Regions from separate parts of the Homo sapiens genome. Here region 1 is linked to region 2. A link is an interaction called in ENCODE POLR2A ChIA-PET data of the cell type or tissue named here. Cell type or tissue: OCI-LY7. All regions are shown on one strand. Links, peaks and the distances in the headings refer to the core of each region. The heading gives the core; the rest is flanking DNA. Region 1 overlaps NHSL3 (NHS like 3). Region 2 has its middle 7.9 kb from the start of AK2.

Region 1 (5,371 bases), core at 242-5,241, 290 kb after region 2:
CTGGGATTACAGGTGTGAGCTACTGCATCCAGCCCATTCTTTTTTTTTTTTTTTTTTTTTTTTGGAGACAGGGTCTCACTCTGTCACCCAGACTGGAGTGCACTGGCACGATCGGCTCACTGCAGCCTTGACCTCCCAGGCTCACGTAATCCCCTCACCTCAGCCTCTCAAGCTACTGGGACCAAAGGCACATGTGCCACCACGCCCAGATACTGTTTTATTTCTTGTAGAAATGGGCGGGGGGGGGGGGTCTCGTCATGTTGCCCCAAGCTACTCTCAAACTCCTGGGCTCAAGTTATCCTCCCATCTCGGCCTCCCAAAATGCTGGGATTACAGGCATAAACCACCTCGCCTGACCTCAACTCCATGCCTTTACTCACGGCCATACCCCACAGCTGAAACAAATCCCTGGTTCTCTCATTTAACCAACAATTTAGGACTAATTTCAATCCTGTGATTACTTCAAAGACAAATTAGGACCATCTCCTCAGTTTTCTAAAGCTGACCCCAACCCAGAAGGCTTTTGATATATTGCCTAGAATATTTCCTAGCCCCTCACACTTAATTTCTGTGTTGTCTTGACATTGCTTTCTAATTTTTTTCAGAACGCCTTAAAGCTTGAGTTGACCCATAAGTTGCAGCAGGAACTGGAAGCTCACAAGTGTTGCTGGAAGCCCCAGGCCACTTCCTCAAGGGCCAGTAGGCAAGAGACTATAAACACAGCCTTCTTATCTTCTCTCTCCTCCATCACAAATGGTCACAAGTCTGGGCCCACAGTTAGTTCCTAGGAAACCATCAGATCCGAGCGACCATCAGAGGACAGATGAAGAGCCCCAGCCCTGCCCCCTTAGTGCAGATTCTAGGAGAGACAGGTAGGCACAGACAGGGCTTTCAGGACTGCTGGGGCAGGGAGAGTGCTGGAAGGTCCTGGAGATTCTCATCAACACCTACCTTCTGAGAAATCCTCAAAGAGCCTAACTGAACTTAGTTAACCCTTTTCTTATTGTCATTTTGATTATATTACTACCTCAAACCACCACAGGCAAATGACCTTGGACAAGTCCCTCTTTCCTGGACCTCAGTCTCGTCATCCATGAAATGGCTAGCCAGAACAGTAAGTGTCCCAAGAAGTCACCTAGGGCCCCTGATTTCACAGACAGAACCCCTGTAGGAGCCAGAGTGGTCCAGACAAGTGAAAGGAATCTGCTCAAGGTCACCAGGGCCTATTCCACAGCCTCATTGAGAGGAGAGGTCCCCCACTTCCCAGCCCAGGCTCTTTCCACCACCCCCTCCATGGAGCGATGAGATCATCAAGCTCCGGTTCGGAATCTCTAGGAATGTGGGCCATCCTGGGAATACACCCGTAGATTCTCCCACCACAGCAGGGCCCCCTTCACTCCACCTCCTCTGGGATTTCCTCACTCCCCCAGACCAACAGGTATCGCTAAAGTGCCTGCCTATGTTGAAGACCCTCTATCTTGGGGAGGAGGGAATGGTACCATCACCCTGCCCTTCCCCCATCTCTGGATTCACCAGTAACTAGGCACTCTCGATAGCCCCTCCTTCAGCGCCCCTCGGGGATACCCTGAACTGCCGCACTTGTTGGGGGAAACAGGAATCCCATCTCTTGGGATTGGAGGCCTTCCCCTTTCCCTCCCCTCCCCATTGGAGCCTGGAATGTGACCCGCGGAGGGATCCCGCAGCAGCCGGCAAGGGCTGCGTTCCAGCTCGGTGGCTGCATTGAAAGGGGGAGATGCGGCGGCGACCTCGGGGACCGTGGGGACGGGGGAGGGGGGGAGGCGGGGAGAAGTCGCGGTGGCGCGGGTGGGGGTAGGGAGGGAGCCAAGAAAACCAGTCCGACTCCCGATCGCGCCAGATGGAGGCGGTCCCCAGACTCCAGCCCCGGGTTTCCAGCTTCTCCCTTCCACCTTTGTCTCCCCTCCCTCCTACAAACTTTCAGCCTTCAGCCTGTTGGGGGCTAAGATCTGGGAAATAAGCGTGTGTGTCCGAGTGCCTTAGGGTCTGCTGTGAGCCTGAATGCGAGTCCGGTTGGTTGTGCAGTTATGAACCTGTGTGTACATCTGTGTGCCTAAGACGCTGGGCAACTGTACCCACATGACCGATGTGTGTGAACGACTGTGTGCCTGTGTGTCTGGATCTGCGCGTGGGTGTAGTTCGTGTGGCTGTGTAAACCGCATGCATAGGTATACATGTACCTATGTCTCAGGCTGTGTGCGTCCTACTGCGATGGTACGAGAGTGTGGGTGTGATGGTGTATGTGATCCTGTGTCTGCGTGTCCGTACATTTGAGTGGGTGTTGTGCGTGTGACTGTGTAAACTGCGAACATGTACGTGTGCCCGCCCGTAGGTATTACCGTGTACGTGTGTCTCCGTGTGCCTGTGAGGGGTGGGGTCTGCGCGGGGATTCCCGACCCCCCCACACTCACACCCTCCAAGCCCCGGGAGGGGGCAGCAGCGGTGGCGACGACCGCAGTAGGGACCCTCCTCCCTGCCTGCCCCGCCCCCACCCCGGCCCCTACCTGCCGGCCGCTTCGCCGACCGCCCGAACCGCCAGAAGCTGCGGACCCGGGGACCGCTGGGGGCCTTCCTCTTGTGGTGTGAGTTCCCCATTGCGGGTGCGGGAGCCGGCGCGGGAACCCAAGCGCGGCCCAGCCAGCCCGGCCGCCGGGCCCGCAGCCCCGGGAGGGAGGCAGCGAGACTCGCGGGCGGGCACCGCGGGCGCCCCCAGCCCCAGCTCGACCACGCCCCCGAGCTCTGCGGCCAATGGCCAGGCCGGGGGCGGGCCCGGAGGAGGGGCGGGGCCTGGCGCGCATCCCGTCGGCTCCGCCCCTCCCGGGACCTGGGAGACCGGCTGAGCCGCCCAGCCTAGGGCGCACAGGGGAAGGCCTGGCCAGTCCAGGTGGGGCAGGCGGGTTGCCCACTCTCTCAGCCCAGAGGCTACCGCTCTGAGGAGTGCAATGGAGCTGGGAGAACGCGGATCCGCAGCCCTGCTGCCGCTAGAGCCCACCAGCCACCTCCCCGTGACTGTCACGTGCCTGTGTGTACAAATGTATCGAACTGACTGTATTTCTGTAGTTACAGTGTTCAAAATAGTAGCACCCTTTTACTTAGTGTTTACTATGTGCCAGGCTCTGTGCTAACCGCTTTCATGCATTACTTCATTTTATCCACAATTGTGTAAGGTAGGTCCTTTTTTTATTATTTTTTTTATTTTTTTGAGACCAAGTCTCGCTGTCACCCAGGCTGGAGGGCAGGGGCACGCTCTCGGCTCACTGCAACCTCCACCTGCCCGGTTCAAACGATTCTCCTGCCTCAGCCTCCCGAGTAGCTGGGACTACAGGTGCGCACCACCATGCCCGGCTAATTTTTGTAATTTTAGTAGAGACGGGGTTTCACCATGTTGTTCAGGCTGGTCTCAAACTCCTGACCTCAGGTGATATGCCTGCTTTGGCCTCCTAAAGTGCTGGGATTACAGGCGTGAGCCACACCACCCGGCCTGTTAAATATTTTTTTAACCAGCCTGGCCAACATGGTGAAACCCTGTCTCTACTAAAAATACAAAAATTAGCCAGGCTTGGTGGCACATGCCTGTAATCCCACCTACTCAGAAGGCTGAGGCAGGAGAATCGCTTGAACCCAGGAGGTGGAGGTTGTAGTGAGCCAAGATCACACCACTGCACTCCAGCCTGGGTGACAGAGCAAGACTCCGTCTCAAAAAAAAAAAAACCAAAATATATATATATATATATGTGTGTGTGTGTGTGTGTGTGTGTGTGTGTGTGTGTGTGTGTGTGTGTGCATGTTTTTTTTTTCTTTAAAAACGCCAGGCATTGTGGCTCACACCTGTAATCCCAGCATTTTGGGAGGCCAAGGCGGGCAGATCACTTCAGGTCAGGAGTTCGAGACTAGCCTGGCCAACATGGTAAAACCTCATCTCTGCTAAAAACACAAAACATTAGCCAGGCGTGGTGGCTCATGCTTGTAATCCCAGCTACTTGGGAGGCTGAGGTGGGAGGATCGCTTGAACCTGGGAGGCAGAGGTTGCAGTGAGCCAAGATCACGCTACTGCACTCCAGCCTGGGTGACAGAGTGAAAAATTAAAAACAGAGAGAAGAAAAGCCTTCTAGGCTGCCTGGCGCTCCCACCTCTGTCTCCTCATCACAGGTGTCCTTGTGCTGAGGGACCTGCCCAGGGCCCCATTGCCTGGGCAATAACTCTTCTTTACCATCACTTCTGCCCTGTCTCTCCAACTAGAGGCAACATGGTAGAGCAGAGAGAGCACTGGGCTGGAAGTCTAGAGCCCTCAGTTCTAGACCCCACATGGCTTATCCTTCCTGCCACCAGAACAAGCCCCTCCACTATACCGTGCTACCTCTTATGCCCGATGGCTCCAGCAAACCCTCTTCCCTCCCTGCAAAATGTGAGAGTCAAAGCTAAACCCAACTCTCTCTGAGGCCCTTCTCTTGCTAGAGTCTCAGGTTGACAACAGTGCAGTCCTTGAAAGGCTGGCAAGTTATTCACCCATAGAAAATATTCATTGAGCATACACTGTGTACCAAGCTGCGTGTACACTTTGCACAGAGAAAATGGTCCTAGTGTCAAAGCTGAAAAAGACCTCGGAGATCAGCTAGCCAATTCCCTGAATTTATATAGATAGGGAAACTGGGGCCCATAAAAAGAACAGTTAGTATGGGGGAGTAGAGGGAATACCCAAGGATAAAGTCTAAATTTCTTGGCATGAATTAAGTGAGGACAGGTATGTGAAGAGGCTCAAAGGATTTCTGAAGTGTGGCAGGTTCCTTGGCCTTCACAAGAAGCGTTGGAGGAGCTGCCCCTGCCCACCAGTTCAGCCTCATCTCCGACCTCATCTCTGAGATGAGAATCTTCTTCTCAGAGCTACAACCACACAAAACTGCTTGCCACCCTCCAGCACACAACTCCAGGCGTTCACACCTGCCATCCCCTCTTCCACCTTGGCCTGAAAGGTGCCTTTTCATTCTCAATGCCCTGCTCTACATGCTGCTCCTCCATGAAGTCTTCCTTGCACCCCCTCTTCCCCCAGCTCAGTGCTTCCTTAATGAAGGCCCCACAGACATTAGTGCTGCCTTCTGATATAGTACTGATCACACCCCAGGGCTCCCCTGCACCCCGTGTTCACCATCCCAGAACTTGCCTTCAGACAATAGTTTTAGTGTCTGCCTTTCCAACCAGAACAGTTTCCTGAAGAGCAGTGATTGTCTGACTCCTTTGAGTAACCCCAGGCTCAGCACATAGTAGGTGTACCTATGTGTTTAATAGAAACTGGTGGAGGTGGAGATGGTGGGGCTTGTAGATTAGCTGTAGTAGCAAC
Region 2 (5,371 bases), core at 220-5,219:
ATAACTTAGCTGAAGCTGACTAATACACTCCCAGAAACTTTTTATTTGGCTTTGGTAACACTCCTTCTTCATCATTTCTATCAATAAACACTAATCAGTGTCCCACTACATATGAGAGACAACATAGCATAGTGGTTAATAGAATAGACTGGAGAGGCAGACTGGAGAAGCTTTACTCACAGTTTCCAAGTGTCTGGAAGTAACTATAAAGGCCTAATTTGCATATCAACTGGGAACTCCTGGAAATGAGAGTGTCTCCAAGAGATATATTTGATGCATGTCCAGAGAATTCCTGAATGAAAGAATCTGGGATTGTCAAGCTGATATCATGAACCCCACATTTAACAGAGTTAAGTGAAGAGATGGGACAAAGGCCAGGCTTGGGAAGGAAGGAAAGATCAACAAAGGCCTTACAGGGCAGATAAAAATTGATAGAATGGGCTGAGGGCATTGGCTCATGCTTGTAATCCCAGCACTTTGGGAGGCCGAGGTGGGTGGATCACTTGAGTCAGGAGTTCAAGACCAGCCTGGCCAACATGTGAAACCTCGTCTCTACTAAAAATATAAAAATTAGCCGAGTCTGTTGGTGGGCACCTGTAATCCTAGCTACTTGGGAGACTAAGGCAGGAGAATCGCTTGAACCCAGGAGGCAGAGGTTGCAGTGAGCTGAGATCGAGCCACTGCACTCCAGCCTGGGCAACAGAGTGAAACTCTGTCTCAAAAAAAAAAAAGGGGAAAGAAAAAGAAAAAGAATGTGGTGGCCGTGCACGGTGGCTCATGCCTGTAATCCCAGCACTTTGGGAGGCTAAGGTGGGGGATCATCTGAGGTCAGGAGTTCAAGACCAACCTGGCCAACATGGTGAAATCCCACCTCTACTAAAAATACAAAAATTAGCCAGGCATGGTAGCAGGCACCTGTAATCCCAGCTATTCAGGAGGCTGAGGCAGGAGAATTGCTTGAACCCCGGAGGCAGAGGTTGCAGTGAACCAAGGTCACACCACTGCACCCCAGCCTGGACAACAGAGTGAGACTCCGTCTTAAAAAAAAAAAAAAAAAAGGATGTGGTGGGTAGAATGAAATTTCAGGTTTTCTTCTTTAGTCTCTAGTCATTCTCTGATTCCTTTCCCCTCAAGTGTTGGCTTCCCAGCTTTTAGTCGTCATTCTTCTCTCCTCTCTACCCTCCCACAAAACAAGCTCATCTCCTCTATGTCTTTGACGCAGGTAGTAATAGTTAACATTTACTGAGTGCTTACCATGAGTAGGGCACCGTGCTAAGTACTTTACATCCATTATGTAATCTGATACTCACTGTGATCCTGTGAAGTGGGTATCGGCATCCTGATTTTGCAAAGAGAAATTGAGGCCCAGCAGGGTTAAGTTACTTGCCATGTCACATAAGGTGCTTTGGGCAGTGAGTATCAGAATGCCGACATAGATGCGGTTTGAACATTAGGGGTTTATCTCTCATCACAGGAAGTGTGGAAGAAGGTGACATCTGAGTTGCTTAATTCAGCAGCTCAGTGATGTCAGACCCTAGGTCAGCTTCCCTCTGAGTCTCGCAGCTCTCCCCTCCTGGTCCCAAGATAGCTGCTACATTTCAAGCGCTGCATCATCCCTGAGGCAGGCAGGAAGGGAGTTTTTCTTCTTGTGCATCTCTTTTTCCTGGAAAGCAAAGCCTCCCACAAAAGCCCCCAAGAGAATTTCCCATAGGACCCTGTCTCCTCTCCCCCTTTTTTCTTTCCTTACCCTCTTGAGTTGTAACTCCAGCCAGACTGACCCTCTTTCAACTCTGTACCAAACAGAAGTCTTGGTGGCTAACCTAAGCAGTGAAGGAATTTATTGAATACTGTGAGGTTTTCACCAATTCCAAACATGAGTAGGAACCAAAAGTAATTAGGCTAAGAACACAGCCAAAGACATGGCACAGGAAAAGCCTACCTGGACAGCCACCACTGGCCACGGTCCACCCACTGAGGCTGGACTCTTACCTCCCCACCAAGAACAGGCCCTGCCCCTTCCTCTCTCTCCCTCAAGAGTCAAAGTCCTGGGCAGGACATCCCACTGGCCAAGCCTGGTCACGTGCTCACTCCCCTGTTGCCAAGAAGGCAGGCAAGAGTCTGCCCTTTCAGCTTCTGCAGGGTGGCTCTGTTTTCCCCCAAGTTCCTTGCAGTGAAGGATTTCCACAACACAAGAGGGGTGTTCCTCTGCCAAATATCACAGTTCCCCTCAACTTTCTATAATATTTCTTTTTTTTTTTTGGAGATAGGGTCTTGCTCTATCCCTCAGGCTGGAGTGCAGTGGCATGATCTTGGCTCACTGAAACCTCCGCCTCCCAGGTTCAAGTGATTCTCATGCCTCAGCCTCCCGAGTAGCTGGGATCACAGATGCTCGCCACCATACCTGGCTAATTTTTGTATTTTTAGTAGGGATGGGGTTTCACCATGTTGGCCAGGCTGGTCCTGAACTCCTGACCTCAGGTGATCTGCCCACCTCGGCCTCCCAAAGTGTTGAGATTACAGGCATGAGCCACCACGCCCAACCTCTTGTCATAATCTTTCTTAACTCCAGGCCTTTGCACATGCCATTCCCTTTGTCTAGAATACCCTTCTTCCCTCTCTTCCCTAAGCAAATCCTCCTTGTTCTTAAGGTTTCATCTCACTTACACATCATTTCCCCTCAAATCTGAGCTGGGGGCTCCTCTATTGTGCTGTTACTGAAGCCTGTACCTTTCCCAGCACAGACTCCGTCAATGTCTTATTTGTTGTTTTTTTTGTTTTTTTCCCCCGCTTGACTGCAAGTTCTGTAGAAGTGGAGAGTTTTCTTTTCTTTTCTTTTTTTTTTTTTGAGATGGGGTCTTGCTCTGTCACCCAGTCTAGAGTGCAGTGGCACAGTCTCAGCCCACTACAACCTCTGCCTCCTAGGTTCAAGTGATTCTCCTGCCTCAGCCTCCTAAGTAGCTGGGATTACAGGCACATGCCACCACACCTGGCTAATTTTGGTATTTTTAGTAGAGACAGGGTTTCACCATGCTGGCCACGCTGGTCTTAAACTCCTGACCTCAGGTGATCTGACCGCCTCGGCCTCCCAAAGTGCTGGGATTACAGGTGTGAGCCACTGCGCCCAGCCCGAAGTGGAGAGTTTTCTAAAGGTGGAAACCTTGCTTTTGTTTTGTTTTTAGAGACAGGGTCTCGCTCTGTCACCTGGGCTGGAGTACAATGGGCTAATTATAGTTTATGGCAGCCTCAACCTCCTGGCAGCAAGTGATTCCCACACTTCAGCCTCCCAAGTAGCTAGTGTAAGAGTTAAGAAAGAAGAAAGAAACACGAAACGTGACTTAACCCCTTAAAGACAAGCTTATTTTAGAGAAAAAATAAGGAGTGCTTTCTCTTACAGAGATATATATTGGTTTTAGGGTGAGGGGGCTTATTACAAGCTTGGAATGTTTATGTGTTGGGGAGAAGTTTATGGCGGGATTGGAATGTTCTGGGCAGAGGGGAGGTTATCTTGAGGCTGACATCTTTTCAGCAGGTGTGGGGTTATATTCAGGGCTGGCATCTTCCCAGCTGGAGGGGGGTTATTTCGGGGCTAGCATGTCTCTGGTTGAGGAGGAGTTTGGAATGTTTCTGGTTGGAGATGTTATTTGTGGTTTATGGTCATGCTGACCTAAGCCATTAGGCTGATGCCCTTTGGATTTAGACGGTTTTTGATTAAGGTGAATTTTAAAATGGCCGTGCTTGTCCAAGATGGTGATACTCCTGCTCTATCAGCTAGAACCAAAGGTGCATACCACCACACCGGGCTAATTTTTTAAATTTTTTCTGGGGTTCTCACAAATTTCAAACATGAGTAGAAACCAAAAGCAATTAGGCTAAGAACACAGCCAAAGACATGGTACAGGAAAAGACTACTTGGACAGACATGACTGGTCATTGTCCACCCACTGCTGCTGGACTCTCACCTCCCCGCCAAGAACAGACCCTGCCCCTTCCTTTCTGTCCCTCAAGGGTCAAAGTCCCAGGCAGGACCTCCCACTGCTCAAGCCCAGGCCATGTTGCCCAGGCTGATCTCAAACACCTGGCCTCAAGCAATTCTCCCACCTCGGCCTCCCAAAGTGTTGAAATTACAGGCATGAGCCACTGTGCCTAGACCGACCCTGGCCTCATTATTTACCACTGGATCCTTAGCATCTAGCACAATACTAGACACATAATAAATGCTCATTAAATGCATGTTGAATGAATCAGCTAATGAATGAATGAGATGAATACTAATGGCACCATCATCCCCCCCAGTCGCTTGGCCCCTCAACTCAGTCATTCTTATCCCCATCTGGTCTGGTGTCAAGTCCCATTAATTCTACCTCCATAGTCTAGGCCTGCATTTTCTTTCTCCTGGGCCTTTGCAATAGTTCCCTGCAGAGGACATCTGTTGTTTCTGCCTGCTCAGTATCTCTTTCTTATTTTGGAAACTGCCACAATTTGCTTCTGGGAAACTACTTCTTCCATTCTCTGTAGTCTGGAGGGAACTGTCAATTAAGGTCCTTTACACCATTGCCAAGGGATGAACAGGAGATCCAAGCCAAGCCAGAAATTAATGTCTTGAGCAGAATGACAGATATAGAAACTGGTTGGAACTGAGTCATTTAAATCATAGCATCCATAAGAAATTGTTTGTTGGGTTTTGGGGTGGTCTCACCCACGTTTAGACCCAAATGAGGGGATAACCACAGAAATAAGGCACAGGGAGATCAGAATATCACTCTTTTTACTGACAAAGCTGCTTGACATATGCATTTACTGAGAGAAAAGTGGGGTTATGAATTCTGGACCCCCAAGTTAAACTTTTCCTCCTGATCCCAGGCAGTGCTAGAAAATCATCATAGCCCTCTTTTCTCTTTCTTTTTTTTTCTTTTTTTTTTTTTTTTGAGACAGAGTTTCACTCTTGTTGCCCAGGCTGGAGTGCAATGGCACAGTCTCAGTTTACGGCAACCTCCGCCTCCCGAGTTCAAACGATTCTCCTGCCTCAGCCTCCCGAGCAGCTGGGATTACAGGTGCCCGCCACCACGCCCAGCTATTTTTTTGTATTTTTAGTAGAGACAGGGGTTCACCATTTTGGCCAGGCTGGTCTCAAACTCCTGACCTTAGGTGAACCACCCACCTCAGCCTCCCAAAGTGCTGGGATTATAGGTGTGAGCCACCGTGTCCGGCCTCTTCTTTTTTTTAGATGGAGTCTCGCTCTGTCACCCAGGCTGGAGTGCAAGTGGCACAATCTCGGCTCATTGTAACCTCCACCTCCTTGGTTCAAGGGATTCTCGTGCCTCAGCCTACTGAGTAGCTGGGATTACAGGTGCCCGCCACCACGCCCAGCTAA

Evidence for each region. Peaks named below come from ENCODE experiments on the same cell type or tissue, not always from the same donor. Only the 100,000 strongest peaks of a DNase experiment are listed, where the experiment ranks them.
Region 1: POLR2A ChIA-PET joins it to region 2 with 5 read pairs; 2 of 35 experiments call an interaction of 5 or more read pairs at or near these places.

Annotation. Positions count from the first base shown.
Region 1 is chr1:32,751,350-32,756,720 of GRCh38, reverse strand. All of the region lies in intron 1 of NHSL3 (NHS like 3), which reads right to left. Among named protein-coding and RNA genes, the nearest start is that of NHSL3, 12 kb to the right of the region's middle. RefSeq lists an enhancer at 2,043-2,556 and a silencer at 2,680-2,939. In OCI-LY7, for the core only: no CTCF peak of the experiment used is centred there; a DNase peak (open chromatin) is centred at 2,810; H3K4me3 peaks cover 1,010 bases.
Region 2 is chr1:33,042,099-33,047,469 of GRCh38, reverse strand. No RefSeq gene overlaps it. Among named protein-coding and RNA genes, the nearest start is that of AK2, 7.9 kb to the right of the region's middle. In OCI-LY7, for the core only: no CTCF peak of the experiment used is centred there; no DNase peak of the experiment used is centred there.